Regions from separate parts of the Mus musculus genome. Here region 1 is linked to region 2. A link is a loop called in an ENCODE intact Hi-C map of the cell type or tissue named here. Cell type or tissue: gastrocnemius. All regions are shown on one strand. Links, peaks and the distances in the headings refer to the core of each region. The heading gives the core; the rest is flanking DNA.

What was found. Hi-C counts contacts between places; a loop is a spot of excess contacts. Peaks named below come from ENCODE experiments on the same cell type or tissue, not always from the same donor. Only the 100,000 strongest peaks of a DNase experiment are listed, where the experiment ranks them.
Region 1: it touches region 2 in a loop (2.3-fold over the local background); 3 of 42 quality-filtered maps call a loop at or near these places.

What each region holds. Positions count from the first base shown.
Region 1 is chr5:114,379,021-114,387,351 of GRCm38, forward strand. It overlaps Kctd10 (potassium channel tetramerisation domain containing 10), which reads right to left and starts at 1,485. Exons shown (of 7, transcript NM_026145.4): 1 at 1,406-1,485. The coding sequence starts at 1,408. It overlaps Ube3b (ubiquitin protein ligase E3B), which reads left to right and starts at 1,600. Exons shown (of 28, transcript NM_054093.3): 1 at 1,600-1,955; 2 at 5,295-5,382; 3 at 8,074-8,258. The coding sequence starts at 8,098. In gastrocnemius, for the core only: a CTCF peak has its summit at 4,367 (motif pointing left); DNase peaks (open chromatin) are centred at 1,485, 1,812 and 4,378; H3K4me3 peaks cover 3,122 bases; H3K27ac peaks cover 2,729 bases.
Region 2 is chr5:114,440,240-114,448,570 of GRCm38, forward strand. Mmab (methylmalonic aciduria (cobalamin deficiency) cblB type homolog (human)) reads right to left here and starts at 3,788. Exons shown (of 9, transcript NM_029956.4): 1 at 3,637-3,788; 2 at 2,522-2,583. The coding sequence starts at 3,752. It overlaps Mvk (mevalonate kinase), which reads left to right and starts at 4,030. Exons shown (of 11, transcript NM_023556.3): 1 at 4,030-4,124; 2 at 5,149-5,240; 3 at 5,920-6,067. The coding sequence starts at 5,163. In gastrocnemius, for the core only: no CTCF peak of the experiment used is centred there; a DNase peak (open chromatin) is centred at 3,837; H3K4me3 peaks cover 1,891 bases; H3K27ac peaks cover 1,561 bases.

The sequences.
Region 1 (8,331 bases), core at 137-8,136, 61 kb before region 2:
CCTGCCTGCCTGCCTGCCTGCCTGCCTGCCTGCCTGGGCGGAGACCCCAGGCCAGCAAGGAGTGCTGCTGCCTGCAATTTGGGATTAAAAGGCTCTTTCAGGTGATTCCGATACAAAGGAGGATTAGACAATCTGTTTATCTAGTAGCCTTGGAGATCTGAAGGGAGCTCTTCCGGGCGGGTTGCTTAAGGGGTATTATGCAAGGAGGCTAAACTAACCTGAGGTCTCTGCTACAGGGCTACTGCGTGAAGCAAACGAAGTTAAAGGAGGCCAAAAACTAAAGCCCCACACTTTTTTCTAGGATAGTCACCCCCCCCCCCCCAGTTCTCCTGCTTTTGAGAACTTCTCCAAACAGTCTCAATGAGGATGTTGTCAATCCTGCTTACTAGGGAAGCTAGGTATTAGAATCTGGTTTCAAACGCCCTCCATTTCACAGCCCAAATCCTTAGTGACACACAGAGACTGTAAAAATACATCGGTGAGCCCAGACTATCCTGTTGTTAACTAGTTCCCAGGTTAGCCCCAGGGGACCAGTTGGTGGTCTACCGGTGCTGCTGGCCGCCTTCTACCAATGTGTGTGTCTCTTGTTTTATACCAAATAGAGCTTGACCAAAGCCAGACACAGGCCGAGTCATCTGTCTTCAGTTTGGGACTGATCTTGTGAGTGAGTGGCAGACAAAGAAGACCTGGGTTAATAGTCCACCCGCCCCCCATCCCCACCCAAGGACAAAGAACCATTCAAGGGACAGACCCTAGAGAATCTCAAGTAAACCGAAACCATCCCATAACGCAGACAGCAACAGCTGACATCCTGGGACTCCCGAGGTGTGGTCACCTAGGGCCTCAAGGGAAGTGATTAGGTAGGTATCCAGGTGCCACTTGAGGCCAGACTCTGTGGTCAGGGTACCCCGACCTCAGACATGTCTCCTTAGAATTACTGTTACCAGTCATCTCGCTCCAGACTTGTGGGTTCAGAGACGCCCCCTCCCTCTCTTGCCTGGAACCCCACCTTACTCAAGGCACAGCCTCCCAGAGGCCAGACTTTGCTCGATTCCAAGGGTACACGCTCGCCCCTCTCCACACGCCCTCGAACCCTCGTTCGTTCCCCACCCCGAGCGTCGGTCTCGATGCCTCCGCCGCCGTCTCTTTGTCCCGACGATCTCCCACGTCCCATCGCCCATCAGCACTCCAGGCTCGCCGCCCAGCGCCACCACCGCCCGCAGGACCAGCCGCCCCTTCGCAGATCCCCACCACCACCACCCCGACCACGGCTCCTTTCATTTGAAGCCCTTCCCCCGCTCCGGACCTCGCCCGCACGCGCTACTCAGCGCCCCACCGCTCCCGCTCAGCCTCGTCGCCACCCTCGCCCGCCCCGAAGCTCCCCGACGGCGGCCACCGCCCTCACCATGAAAAGTCGGAGGACGCCGGAGTCTCCAAATCCGGACTGAGAGGCAGGAAACACCCAGCTCGCTCAATGCAGGGGGCGGAGGCGGGGCCGGGGCGGGCACTTCCGGCGTCCGTCCACACCCCACTTCCGCCCCGCAGAGGGACTCTTCTTAAAGCGTTCCCCCCCACCCCCCACCCCCGTAAGCCCTAGATGGGGGGAACTCTTTTTATCAACCGTTCCCGCCTCCCCTTGGCCGAGTCAGGCGTTTAGTCCCACTTCTGGATGTTTGTTTCTCCTTTCCGTCTGCTAAAGAAGATGACAAGAGGAAAGGAGTCCTCACCTCCTCCATGGGCAAAGAAGCAGTGCGGAACTGTTGTTTCCCGGAACTGAATAATTGCTTGCTTCCCAAGAGGTGTTCGGAGCACAACACCCGGGGCAAGATGGCGGCCGGGCTTCGGCCGCTGCCCCGGGGCTGGCGGACCTCGGGGGGATCGGGCTAAGGCGGCGGTCGCTGCGGCCCGGACCCCGAGTGCGGGGCCTCGAACGGATAAAGATCTCCGGACTGCGGGTAGCGAGTGGGGACAGGATGGGCGCTTCTCTGGGCGGCGGGGCCAGGGACGGAGGGAGGCTATCTGGGGGGCCGAGTCTTGGTTTGAGTGAAGTCGGAGGAGGGACTGGCTTGCGGGCTTCGGGGATCTCCTTGTCCCCCTTCCATTGATTTCCGTGCCGAGGCGACTGGCCTTGCCAGCCAACTGATTGTGGGCGAGACGGACTTGTTCTTGTGGTTGTTGATGTCGGTGCCTGTGAGAGGCGTCGGGCCTCCGGATCACCCCAAGTGGAATTCGAGCCCAGTGCTGTCGCTCGCTGTGTGACCTTGGGTGAATCTAGTCCCATCTCTGACCCTCAGTTTCCTCCTCTGTAAATAGAGTAATTAGATTGTTTTACGGAGATTATTTTAGAATACGTTTTAGTGTGGTTCCTGACGGCTCTTGATCAAAAGCTGGAAAAACTGGATCGTATTTTGACTTAAGCCTAGCTAGCCTCACAGGGTGCCTGGCATTCTCAACTTCTCTTTGTGGTGCCTTTCTGTGTGTGTGATTCCTGAACCTTGCCTTTTTGACTTGCCGATAAGTAATTCCTTTGGGAATTCAAAGTCAGGGACGGTGGGTGAGGACACTGGCGAGTTATGTGCCCTCTGCATTTCGTTTCCCCATCTGGATAGGCTGTAGCTGTCTAAGAGCAATAGTTTGGCTTATTAATGGTTTCTTTAAGAGCTGTTGTCTTATCTTAGGCTTTTAAAATTGGGGTGTTGTAGCCTCACAGGATAGGCTTCCAAAGGGAGGCCTAGTTAAATAGATCTACAATGTCTGTTACATGGTCTACACTTAGATGGTGGCCCTTAGGCCTGGGAAACTAGCGACTTCTACCATAAAAGAAAGTCGCTCAGCAACTTGTGTTTATTTTTACTTCACAGTCTGGACTCCTGTGCGACATGTTGTGCTTCTTGAAGTTAGTCTCAACCAAATAGGTTGGTTGTAAGCAAGTTGCCTGGGGACGTAGAAGTAATGCAGAGTCTTGTCTGTTAGCGTTGAAAGCTTGGCTCTGCGGCTTACTAAATGTATAACCCAGACCAAGGGAGGCGAGATTTGATTGTCTCATCATGTTGCTGCTCTTATTGGATGAGACACTTAGGCGAACTGCGTCCCTCCTTACCGACTGATTGCTTTCTGATTTCTCTACCTAGAGCACTCTTACTTCCCTAAACCAGGTTCTCAGCTTTGTAAGGACAGTGCAGTAAGGCTTCCTTAGGTGTGATGAGCGTTTCCAAGTGCCAGCTATCAATATTTTCCCATTCCTCATCTCAATACTATAGTGACTAGATTAGGGTTAAGAATGGCAAGTGTTCCATGCAATCCTTAACAACCCTAAAATTGAATATTGTTATTATCCCAGGAACCTGGGACCCAGAGTGCTCATGGGACAGTGCTGTGAGGTAGAGTCGGGATGAACAAGGTCTGAGGCTCCTTCTCTCTGACTTGAAGGCCTCTCTAGTTACAGTCTTTGTCTTGTTTCTCTGTGGCCCTCAGGGGAAGAACTTGATGCCCAAGGGTGCATCTGATTTGATTCATGAGCTGTGTAAGTGGAAAAGCGACAGGAAAGAATGAAGAAACCCACAAAGCTTAGCTACTGTGCAGTGCAAGCAGAAGCCAGTGTGTATGCTCTTAGATGGGGATAGTTTTGGGAAAGGGATCAAATCCCAAGAGGTCCTGAGAGAAGTGAGAGCTCTGAGGGAGTCACAAGTGCTGGGTCCCGTTTTCATGCAGTCATTGTGTTTCCACTGGGAGGAGGGGCCCTCTCCTGCTCCTGGGTCCTGCCTACCACGGAGGATCTCTCTCTCTCTCTCTTTTTTTAAGATTTATTTTTTAATTTTTAAGTATATGTGTGGTTTTCATGCATGCATGCATACGTGTATGTATGTATGTATGTGCATTCACTATGTCCATGCCTGGTACCCATGACCGGAAGAGGGTATTGGATCCTTTAGAACTGTGGGTGCTAGAAGCCAAACCCTGATTCTCTGCAAGAAGAGTCAGCGCTCATAGCCACTGAGCCATCTCTGAAGCCGAGAGTGGGGATATCTTGAGGAGCAGACTTAAGGTTGCAGTCATGCATTGAGCCCTGCGTGCACCTCTCAGGAACTTGACTGTTGACAGTTTATAAACAATAGGACCAGGACTTGATGGCCCAAATGCTGGGCCAGGCACATCTTACTTAGTTCATTTGGAGATAGGGAAACGGCTTACTGGGACTGTGCAGGTGAGGAGATTTTAAAAAGTGGTAATAATAAAATAAATAGTCTGGAAGAGAGCTCAGTGATTAAGAGCACTTGCTGCTCTCGGAGGACTTGGGTTCCATTCCCAGCAGCAAGTCACAGGGCTCAAGACAACCTGTACCTCCAGCTCCAGGAGCATCTGATGCCCTCTTGTGGCCCTCCCGGGAACTGCTCTCACTGACAAACACAATAAAAATAAGTTCAAACAGAGAAAAACAACAAAAAACTTTTTGTGTCCATAAAGGTAACACATCCCCTGTGCTTTTGCACTGTTCTGTTAGCAGCAGTTAGAACCATGGCACACAGGTGTCCGTTCTCATGACATGCATCAAGGCTGATTGTCAAACATGGAAGACTGAGGCTCCCTCCCAGCAGTGTTGACAGAGCCAGGGCTGGTGCCAGCTCTGCGTGACTCAGGCCCTTGTGCCTCTTTCTGTGCTGCCTGCCACACCTTGCACTTTCTGTGAAGTGGGGGTGGGAGGGGCGCCCCCCCTACCCACCATCCTACTCGTCAAAATGGCCACTTGGATTTGCTTTCTGCCCTTCACTTTTACCTGGGAGCTTAGCCTTAACCAGGCCAGACCTGGTTCCCTGTAGAATGGTTTCCATGTGTGCACACACACTTTGCCTTGTCACTGAGAAGTGGGAGCCGGTTGTCTCACGGGCAGCCATTGTTCTCTAAAGCATTCACTTCTAAGGCATGAAGCCCTTTGCGGGGTGTTGAAACTATGTGATTATCTTTTACATTGCGTCGCCTTTGGGGTTACTTTGAGGTTAGAATGTAGTTAGGGGAGCCTGAGAGGGTTTTTAAAAATAATTTATTTTTATTCTATGTGGATGGGTGTTTTGCCTGCATGAATGTCTGTGTGAGGGCGTTGGATTCTCAAGTTACAGAAGCTGTGAGCAGCTGTGCGGATGCTGGGACTCGAACCCATGTCCTCTGTGGGATCTTATCTGCTGACTCATCTCTCTAGCCCCTAGACAGTTTTTAAAAACCTACAGTATATTACTTACATTCAACAAAGTTGCAATGCCATGCTTACAAAAAAGGCACTAATTCTGAATCTTTCTTAGGCCAGAAAACCCAACTCCTCGGAAGCCAGAGGCTGCAGGAGGTCACTGATGGTCACCTAGCATCTCCGCTGCACAGGCAGGTCCTCAGGTGAGCTCTCTAGGCCCTGAAGAAGGAGGGAACAGTTAGGAATGGGGCTGCCCCCTCTCATTCCAGCTTCCTTCCTCTCCCTGTGGTTAGCAGCCTGTGGTGATGATGTAGTTCAGGAGTTGCTGGTGGGAGTGGCTGGTAATGGAGCTTCGTGGTAGCGTGCCTGACCAGCATGCACAGAGCAACCATTTTCTTGAGGATGGAGCAGTATGCCAGCAAATTCCACTCGACAGGTGTGGAGTGGGGAGGGACTGCAGAGGTCCCTGAGTGTGCTCATGACAGAAATCTAGGCCCGCCTGTTATTCTACACGTGTTTCAAAGTGGCTGCTGCTTTGAGTGACCTAACCTGGTGAAGATGCTTTTCCAAACTCGGGGTTTCAGCAGGATTTCGTGTTAATGATTCAGTCAGCTGGGCGGGTGGTGCTGTGTTTTGGGGTAGCTAAAGAAATCACCCCGGCTGGAGAGATGGCTCAGCAGTTAAGAACACTGACTGCGCTTCTAAAGGTCCTGAGTTCAAATCCCAGCAACTACATGGTGGCTCACAACCATCTGTAATGAGATCTGACACCCTCTTCTGGTGCGTCTGAAGTCAGCTACAGTGTACTTACATATAATAATAAATAAATAAATATTTTAAAAAATCACCCATTTAGGAGCTCAGTGGGTCAACGCTGTGTGCATATGGCTGTCAGTCAGAGCCACCCGATTTCGGTGAAAGCAGTTTGTAGCAATTCTATACTGTTCCGTGTTCACCTCTGACCCTCAGAGCACCCATCAGCAAGGAGGTGCAGTTCTACTCGGTCTACCAGAGGAAAGCTATGTGCAGTGTCCCCTGCCCAGATTAAAGGGGCTGCCATGGCTGCTGGAAACACGACTAGTGGGAAAGCCCTTGCCATGCACGCAGGAGGCCCCGAGTTCAGGTTCCCAGAATCCTCCAGTGCTGGGCAAGTGTGGCACCATCTGTAAGCTCGGCACTTCAGAGGCAGAAGTGGGGTCCCTGAGGCTATTTCAGCGTAGGTAGACCAGCTGACTCGTGAGCACTGGATTCAAGTGAGACACCCTTCCTTAGTAAATCCAGTGCAGGGCAGTGGAGGAAGACAGCATCACCCTCAGTCCTCCATGTGCGTGTATGTGCTCACACGTGCACACTGATGGAAACACAACACATACACAAGCAAAAAACAAAACCCATGGCTTTTGGGGTGCAGAGGTTTGAGTTTGATCCCTGGCACCTACTTGGTGGAAAGAGACTACTGACACGTATGTTTTCCTCCATCCTCCACACATGTTCCATGTGTGCATGTACACACACATAAAATAAATGTAGTTTTAAATGCTTTTTAAAAACGTTGCGTGCCAGGCATGGTGGCACACGCCTTTAATCCCAGCACTTGGGAGGCTGAGGCAGGCGGATTTCTGAGTTCGAGGCCAGCCTGGTCTACAGAGTGAGTTCCAGGACAGCCTGGACTATACAGAGAAACCCTGTCTCGAAAAACCAAAAAAAAAAAAAACAAAAACAAAAAACCGTTGCATCTCTATATTTCATTTGTCTGAGTGCTGTGCTTGCTTGTGTGTGCACTGTGAGTTTGAGCCACACCAGCCCCAGCAGAGCCAGCGAGGAGGGCATCTGATCTCTGTAACTAGAGCTACAGGTGGTTGTGAGCTGCCATGGGCTGCTGGAACCTGAACCTGGGCCTTCTGCAAGGGCAGCAGTGCTCTTCACCCATGACATGGCTCTCTGGCCCCAGCATGTGTAAAGAAGACCCCAGGGTGCCGAGATGGCTCAGGTAGAGAGCTGTGGCCTGATTCTGAGCTCCAAAACCCATGTCAAGAAAATGGACTCTTCAGACAGTTTTCTGACCCCTACACATGTACCGTGACACAGTTGCCAACACCAACACACCACACACACACACACACACACACACACACTGATGTTTGTAAGTTGAGATCAGAAGCGGCCTGCTGCCCAGCCTGACAGCCTGAATCTCATCCCCAGGCCACGGGTGTGACAGGCACCATACAAACACACTTGTTCATTCACAATTGCCCAAAGAAAATGTAATAAAATATTTTAAGATAATTTAAAAAGCAAAAAGCCCTTTTTTTTTTTTCACGTGTGACTGGACACAGCACAGGCACCAGGAAACACCTGTGAGCAGGTGACCCAAGTGGTATTAACACCGTCACGTCTGTCTATTCCTTCACCTTCTTACCTGTGGAGGTGGAAGGTGGCTGTTTGACTGCTGGCTAAGTATGGGGAACACGGCAGAGAGGAGAGGCACCTCTGACACCTGCTGTTAATCGGCACTCTCTGGACAGGATGACTCGAGCTTTGGGCTCTCCTTAAACTTACAGGGAGCCCACCTCGGCTCTACGCCCAGTACCGATCTCATCCTTTAAGAAAATGTGATTATTTAGAACAGCCTCGGTGTTCCTGGTCTCCATAGGTGGTGTGAAAGTTGCTTGTAAGAAGTTGAGGGTGTCAGGAGAGCCATGAGCTCTGTGGGGGGAATGGAGGCTGCTGAGCGCCTCTGCTGCTGCCAGGTACACCCCAGCTCCTGCTGTGTGTGTTCCACACTGTGACCCACACCAGCCCCTGCTGTGTGTGTTCCACACTGTGACCCACACCAGACCCTGCCGTGTGTGCTCCACACTGTGACCCACACAGTTCCTCTCTTGTCCTCACAGGCTTCGTCGTGTCAGTTTGCAAACATGTTCACTGTATCTCAGACCTCCAGAGCATGGTTCATCGACAGAGCCCGGCAGGCACGAGAAGAGAGGCTGGTGCAGAAGGAGCGGGAGCGCTCAGCGGTGACGATCCAGGCCCTAGTCCGCAGTTTCCTCTGCCGGAGGCGACTGCACAGAGACATCAGGTGAGAGCAGCCCCTCTTTCCGTGCAGGAGAAGCCCTCCAGATGCTCAGCGCACCTCACTAAGAATGTCTTTC
Region 2 (8,331 bases), core at 227-8,226:
GTAGTTTATTTCTCCATTACATTACATTTAATAAATATTGAAGCAATACATTTTTATTATTATTGGAAAATAGAAGAACAGTGTGTGAACTTTTCTGTATTTCTCTCTCCCACATATCAGATCTCTCTCCTAGCTACCAGACAAAGATAAAATCTTTCAGGATTAGCAAGATGGCTCAGCTGGTAAAGACACTTGCTGCCAAGCCTGATGATGACCCAAGTTAATCCCTGGGAAGCGGATGGTGGAAGAAAACCAACTTCCCCAAGCTTTTCCCTGACCTCAAATGCATTGGGATATAGGCACATATCACACACACACACACACACACACACACACACACACACACACACACAAACACACTCTAAATAAGTTGCAATTTAAGAAATCCCAAAGACATATCTGAATACACATTCATTATTTTTTTCTTTTCTTTAGAGATAAAGGTCTCATTATGTAGCCCTGGCTTGCCTAGAACTTGCTATGTAGACCAGGCATACAAATACAAACACACACACACACACACACACACACACACACACACACACACACAATACACACACATTTTTTTTCTTTTCTTTAGAGATAAGCTTTCACTATAGCCCAGGCTTAAACTTACAGTGATCCTCCTGCCTCTGCCTCCAGAGTACCAGGATTACATACCTGTTCCACCATGCTTACCATCATACACGTTTTAATCCAAATCAACTAAAAGTTCTTTTTATGTTTTTTTAAATTTGGGCTGGGCAGTGGAAGCACGCCTTTAATCCCAGCACTCAGGAGGCAGAGGCAGGCGGATATCTGAGTTCGAGGCTAGCCTGGTCTACAGAGTGAGGTTCAAGGACATGCAGGGTTATGCAGAGATACCCTGACATACATGCATGCACATATATATGTATATACATATTTATGTGTGCATAGTATATATGTATGTATATGTGTATGCATGTTATATATGTGTGTGTGCATGTTATATATATATGTATGCATGTGTATGTCTATGCATGTTTGCAAGTATGTATGTGTGTATATGCATGCTGTGTATATATGTGTGTATGCATGTATGTATGCATGTTGTGTATGTGTATGCATGTTATATATGTATATATGCATGCTGTGTACGTATATGTGTGTATATGTCTGTATGTATGTTGTGTATGTGTATGCATGTTATGTATATGTGTGTATATGTATGTGTATATATGTGTGTGTGTATATGTATATATATATATGGATATGGATGTTGTATATGTAGGTATGTATGTGCAAGTGTTGTATATGTATATATGCATGCTGTGTATGTATATGTATGTATATGTGTATATATGTCTGTATGTATGTTGTATATGTGTATGCATGTTATGTATATGTGTGTATATGTATGTGTATATATATGTGTATGTGTATATGTGTATATATAGATATGTGTGTGTGTGTGTATATGTATGTATGTATGTATGTATGTATGTATGTGCAAGTGTTCTCAGAGGTCAGAGGCAATGGATCCCTGTAGATGTGAAGTTATAGAAAGGTGTGAGCCGCCCACTGTGGGTGAGCAGAGCAGGCTCACCCTGAACTGTGTCTCTCATGACTCGGAGGCCTTACACTGTCCCACACTCTTTTTATCTTTTTTTTTTTTTTTTTTTTTGGTCTTGGTGTTGAACACAGGGCCTTCAGAATACTAGCTGGGCACTCTACCACTGAGCTACACTTCCAACCCCACACGTGTCATTCCCATCATTCAAGACAGAGTTTTAAGCCGGGCGTGGTGGCGCACGCCTTTAATCCCGGCACTCGGGAGGCAGAGGCAGGTGGATTTCTGAGTTCGAGGCCAGCCTGGTCTACAAAGTGAGTTCCAGGACAGCCAGAGCTATACAGAGAAACCCTCTCTCGAAAATTAAAAAAAAAAAAAAAAAAAGACAGGGTTTTACTATGTAGAGCAGGCTGCCTTGGAGTTTGGTACATCAACCTAGCTGGTCTTGAACTTGTGACTCTCCAACCTCAGCTCCTAAGTACTGGGATTGCAGGTGTGCACTATACTTGGCTTCCTTACAACTTGGCTTTTTTTTTTTTTTTTAAGATTTATTTATTTATTTATTTATTTATTTATTATATGTGAGTACACTGTAGCTGTCCTCAGACACCCCAGAAGAGGGCGTCAGATTTCATTACGGATGGTTGTGAGCCACCATGTGGTTCTGACCTTCAGAAGAGCAGTCAGCGCTCTTAACCACTGAGCCATCTCACCAGCCCCGCTTTTTGCTTTTAGATTTATTTATTTTATGTATATGAGTACACTGGTGCTCTCTTCAGACACACCAGAAGAGGGCATCAGAGTCCATTACAGATGGTTGTGAGCCACCACGTGATTGCTGGAAATTGAACTCAGGACCTCTAGAAGAGCAGTCTGAGCCATTGTAGCAGCGCTACAACTTGTTTTGAACACTTGAACAGTGCACCTTTCTTGTGGCTTCACACTTATGATGTATATTCAGACCCGTCACATGGCTACAGCGTGGCCTACCTTTGTCTCCCGTCTTGGTGTAAATCTTGGGGATCTTGGCTGCCGTCGAGGACGGCTGCAGCCTGATGAGAAACAGACACAAAGGCGTGGTAAGTGGGAACGGCTGCGCCTCGGGGAGTGACGCCCAGCTTTCAGTCTGCAACCTCAGGGGCAGCACTTCTCTGCCTCTGGGATGGCAATCTCCCGTCAGCCATTTCCCCGCTGCCCCTTCCTGACAGCTTCCTGTCCCTGTCTCTACCTGTACAGCAGCTGCTGTAGCATACTGCTCAATAAAGATTCTTGGCAAATACTGGCAGGAAGGACTAACTGGTCACTCCATGTAGCCCTAGCTCCACAGTGGGCTAAAGCCGCTAGCTCCTGGAACTGCCCTTCAGCTTCTCCCACACTCCCAAAGTTAGCCATACGCTTCTCCGTTGAGGAAACTGGAGCCCACAAAGATTCAACTTCCTAGATCTCCAGGAAGAGACTGGGCTGGGATTCATGCCCAAAACCCTTCTACTGTAAGCCTGACCTGGTCCATTACCCTCCCCAAACTCTTGTCTCTTCTAACCCCAACACAGAAGTTAGCACTTCTGGGGGAAAGAAAACTAGGCCACTTGCACTTTTCTAAGATTTTTCAGTGTCAAGGAAAAAAAAAAATACACTGTCAAAATGGAATTTCAAAAATGCTATTTTAACTTAATTTTTTTTTTTTTGAGGACTGCGAATGAACCCCGACTCTGCCATTTTCAACTAGCAGTGCATAACTTAAAATTAAAATGTGAATTCACAAAATTATTTCAAAGTCAGAGGACTGGACAGGGAACGCTGATCATGAGGTCATGGTAGTCTGCAAGTCCCTATGCAAGTTTCTAAGTGTTACCATGTCTTCCTGGTGTCTTAATCCTAATCCAAACAAACTGCTTGGGGAGGCCGGACAAAACCCACAAGAGCATGCCCCTGCCCTGACTGACCACAGCTAGACTCCGTTAGAACTTGGGGAGGAAATCCTGGCCTCTGACGCCATGACGAGCCCAGTGACGTCAGGCCACATAGAGCACGTCATCGGTGTGATGTACCCACGGAAACAACCGTTCCTCCTCCGTGTTGAGTTACTCTCCAGGCCTGAAACTCACCTGTCCCCGTCTTCCCCGCCCTGAGGGCCACGGCTCTGGAAACGGGGACACAGCAGTCTGCAGGCGCTGAGACGCCCGCGCAGGCCGAGGCGACCCCCAAAGAGCCACACAGCCATGCGCACGGTAACGCATCCAAGACTGACCCGGCTAGGCACCCGTCCAGGCCCGGGGATGACTCCGCCCCGCAGCCGGCCGCGCCACCTCTCAATCGCTGTTTCCTATTGGCCTGGGGCACTCGCACCAGGGCGGGGCACTCCCCAGCTCTTGATTCCCATTGGATTACTTGTAGAAAGAGGCGAGGCAATTTCGGCTTGCTTGAAGTTCCCATTGGTTAATGTTTGACCCAATCTGTAAAGGAGCCCTTAGCTCCAGCTCTCTGATTGGCCTCAGGAAGACACACCCGCCTCCTTGGAACTCTCCCATCTGATATGGAGAAGACCGGGAGCTGCGGCCCGGGTTTCAGCTCACTTGGGCGCTGGCCGGGGCAGGTGAGAAGCCTGGGCTGCGGGATGGGCGGCGTGAGGACCGGGTCCCGGACACCCCGGGCCGGGCGCCGCGGTTCTCTGCCTTCGTGTCCTCGATCTGAGCGCTCGGCGACCTCAGATCGGACAGTTTCCCCTAGACTAGGGTCCCGTAGACTGGGCTACTTAGTGTGCAGTGGGGTGGCCAGTGAAGCCTTGAACCCGGGTGATTTTTGCATTATTTATAACAACGTAAAAATGCATGCACCCATAAATCCAGCAAAACCACTCTGTGACATGACTCTTGCCTTGCAGAAGTTCTTGTTTGAACGTGCAACACAGGGCGTTAACAGGTGAGTCCCGGCAGCCGCGTTTGTGATTGTGACAGGTTGGTTGTGGTCTTGAGGTCCGGGAAGGATTCTTTCTCCTGCAAGATTTTATCTAAACCTCGCGTTCCCACACGCATCAAACACATGGCCGTCCTCAGAGTAGGCAAGCAGTCCATGCCTGAGCTCATGTCAGTTTCTACTGGCAACAGCAGTGGTAATAAACTCTGGAGCTGAGAACCTGTCAGTGCCGAGTAGCTCAGTATAGTCAAGAGGCCACTTTGCCAGACAGACAGGCCTTGCTGCTGGTAGTCCTTTGAGTCAGCCTCCAGTATTGCCTCTATTATCTGATATATGGGAAACAGATTCATGGCATAAGACATTCTGGGGACGGAAGAGCTGTGGTCTGAACCCAGATTTTTTTTTTCCCATTGTCCACCTGACTGGCTCACTGCACTGTCATCCTGGAACATAGCTCTGGATGGTAGTTCTGGATGGAGTTTCTCTACATGCTCCTGGCTGTCCTGGAATTCACTCTGTAGACCAGGCTTGCCTCGTACACCCAGAGATCCACCTGCCTCTGCCTCCACAGTGCTGGGATGAAAGATGTTCACCTCCAAGCCCAGCCTTCCTGGTGTTTGTAACTAACATCTAGGGAACTTTGTTTCTCTCTCTCTCTCTCTCTCTCTCTCTCTCTCTCTCTCTCTCTCTCTCTTTCCTTGCAGAAGTCTCAGAAGCCATGTTGTCAGAAGCCCTGCTGGTGTCCGCCCCGGGGAAGGTCATCCTCCATGGAGAACACGCTGTGGTCCATGGCAAGGTAAAAAGTCCCCAGGGAGCTGGGCAGTGGTGGCGCATGCCTTTAATCCCAGTTCTGAATTTGAGACCAGCCTGGTCTACAGAGTGAGTTCCAGAACAGCCAGGGCTACACAGAGAAACCCTGTCTCGAAAAAACAAACAAACCAAAAAAAGTTCCCAGGGACTTGAACGATGGGGTACCATGTCTCTCAGACCCTGGATTGGAAGACGGTAAAAGAAAGGCCTAGGGTGTTCACTGGATGAGTATCTCCAGCCGGACGAACCTTAAGCTGGCCCCACTAAGTACAATAGCTGAGGATGGTTGATAAAACCTACAGGTTGGGTTGGAATCACCCAGGAAGTGAGTGTTGGAGGGGAAAGGGATTGAAGGGCTGGGCTTTGGACATTCCAGTGTTGAGGAATTGGAAAGATGGTCTGGTAGAAGTGTTGTGCACACGCATTATCTCATTTAACCCTCAGATCTAACCCACGGCTACGATGTGTAATCTTCTATTTTACAGGTAAAGCTGAGGCTTTTTTTTTTTTTTCCGAGACAGCGCTTCTCATTATCTTACACTCTAAGAGTTGGGATAGGGAAGGAGTGAAGGCCAGTAAATCCTGTCTCCACCTTCAGAGCATACGGTCGCTGGTCCCCAAGCCGCTCACCCTCAGGCTTACTGCTTTTGCCCTTTATTCTACAGGTCGCTCTGGCAGCGGCCTTGAACTTGAGAACTTTCCTCCTGCTGCGACCGCAGAGCAATGGGAAAGTGAGCGTCAATTTACCCAACATCGGTATTAAGCAGGTGTGGGATGTGGGCATGCTTCAGCGACTGGACACGAGCTTTCTTGGTGAGTACAAAGAGTGGGGAGCCGGGTGTAGCAAGAGGCTGGCCCCTGAAGAAAGTTGGGGGTGTGTGTGACAGGGTGGTTACTTCAGGCTGCCCGTGAAGCCTGAAGAACGATGTTCTCCTTGGACCCCCGAAAATCGGCTTCATTCATTTACTACATGATTTAATTTTGTTTGTGATACCAGGCCTCACAGAGATCTGCCTGCCTCTTTTCTCTCAAGTGCTGGGATTAAAGGCATGCACCACCACACCAACCTAGCTAGTTCATTTTAACCGTGTAGACCAGACCTGTGCCCTGAGTCTCTGTGGACTGTTTTGGGCAGATTATTCAGGTGTAAAAATATTAAGCTGTTTTATCAGTTGCCCTTCTCGTTGCTATGATAGAGGCAAGTTCAGAATGTATTTTGGTTCTCAGTTTGCACATAGTCCATCTGTCTCCTGGCAGGAGTGTAAGGTGCCTCTGTAGTCAGGAGCAGGATGGCTCTAGTCCTCCTAGTTATTCAGTCTAGAACCTCAGGGATGGGGCCACGCACATGCACAGAGTAGATCTTTCTACTTCAGTTCAACCTCTCTAGAAAGGCTCTCATAGACGGGCCTGAAGCTGTGTCTCCTAGGTGATTCTAAATCCTACCTGCATTAACTAGTGCATCCTCAGTACTCGGGCGGGGGAGGCCAGAGGGTCAGAAATTCCAGAACAGCTCCGGCTGTATGGTAAGTTCAGGGCTAGCCTGGGCTACATGAACCCACATCATATGAAACAAGATAAAGGAGACAAAAGGATTGACCGTCACAGGTGTGGAACAGCCGTGTAATGTACTTATGGAAGCCAGTGTGTAAAGGCGCAGGAAAGTCTATGGGAAGAGCCGTCAACCAACAACATTTAGTCCCTGGGGTCGATGCTGGGATGGGAAGTAGACCGAGAAAGCCGTCGAGTCTGCTTTTAGTGGAGGGTGAAGGCACTATTGTTCTTGTGTGGTTTGTTTCTGAGCAGAGGGCCTGGGTGGCTCGGTGGTGGGGTGTATCCTTACCAACCCGTGTTTATTACTGCCTAATCCAATCAATACTAAGGAAGTGTTGCTAAAATCCCTGCCCAGGGGAAACGGAACATCTCCCCCTCCGGCTCCTAACGTCCCAACGACAAATCAAGGCACAATTCCCCCAGAGTTCACTCTGGGGAGCCAAGGGGTTTGTTGGTCGTGTAAGTCAAGAGTTGGTTATTGGAGTGTGGGTGCCCCCACATAAAGGCCTCACCAGAAGGTTTGACCCAGCAGGAATGATACCGTAGTCACATAGATGGAGCCCCCCACCTCTGGTCTTCCCCAGCCTATATACCCTAACCCCCCACCCTCCAGAAGGCCACAAGCAATTAAGGCAGAGTTGCATGCAGTGTGGTAGGGAGCTGCTAGATATTTAGATGGGGGCCCTGTGACCCTCTCCACCCCTCTGTGAGGGGCACAAACAGTCAACAAGCCCAGCTTGGATAATCGTTTTTGACAAGGAGGTATAGCTGAACTCCCCAAGATGGTGGTTGCCTGGCAACACAAGGTGACAGACACCTTGCTTCAGCTTCCTCAGGAGCAATCTAGGCATTCAGGCACCAGCCCTTCATGACTGACTTCTGGGGACGGGGACTCAGGTTGCCTGAGAGATGTGAACACTGTGTCTCTGAAACAGAGCCAGGGGACAGGGGTCCTTTTGGGGTGTCAGCACTTTCCCGTGCCATTAGCCCAAGGCCCCTGTGCTGCTGCCGGTGGCATGGGAAGAGCGGTGGTTACAGCTGTCCAGGCTATTTCCCTTCCATCAGCAGGGTAGCACCTGCCCCATGGGTCACCCCAGTCTGCTGCCTCTTTGGTTCATGCCTTTCTCAGCAAGCCCAGGGCAAGCAGGAGCCCTCCAGGATACTTCCAGCCTGCTCCCAGGCCCTGCCACCAGAGATGGAGTGTCTGTGAAAGCTTCCACTTGTGGTGTGGCTCAACAGGGGAGAGCTGGGCTTGACCCCAAGTAGAGAAAGAAGGAAGGGGCTGTCTGTCTAGACTGGCTCTTTTCTAGTTATTGGGGCTTGTACTTGGGGGAGGGGACCACTTTGTTGGGTTTTTTCTCCCCCCCGGTGTCTGTGGCTCCTGGCTCTGCCCCTCACCTGTGGAGAATTGGTAGTTGTGGTGGGAAATGACTATATTTTGCAAGAAGTGCCCTGGGTGACTCCTGGGACCCCTCAGCTAAGAGCCTCTGGGACTTGCTTTCCATGGTACCAGGCACTCGTTAGGG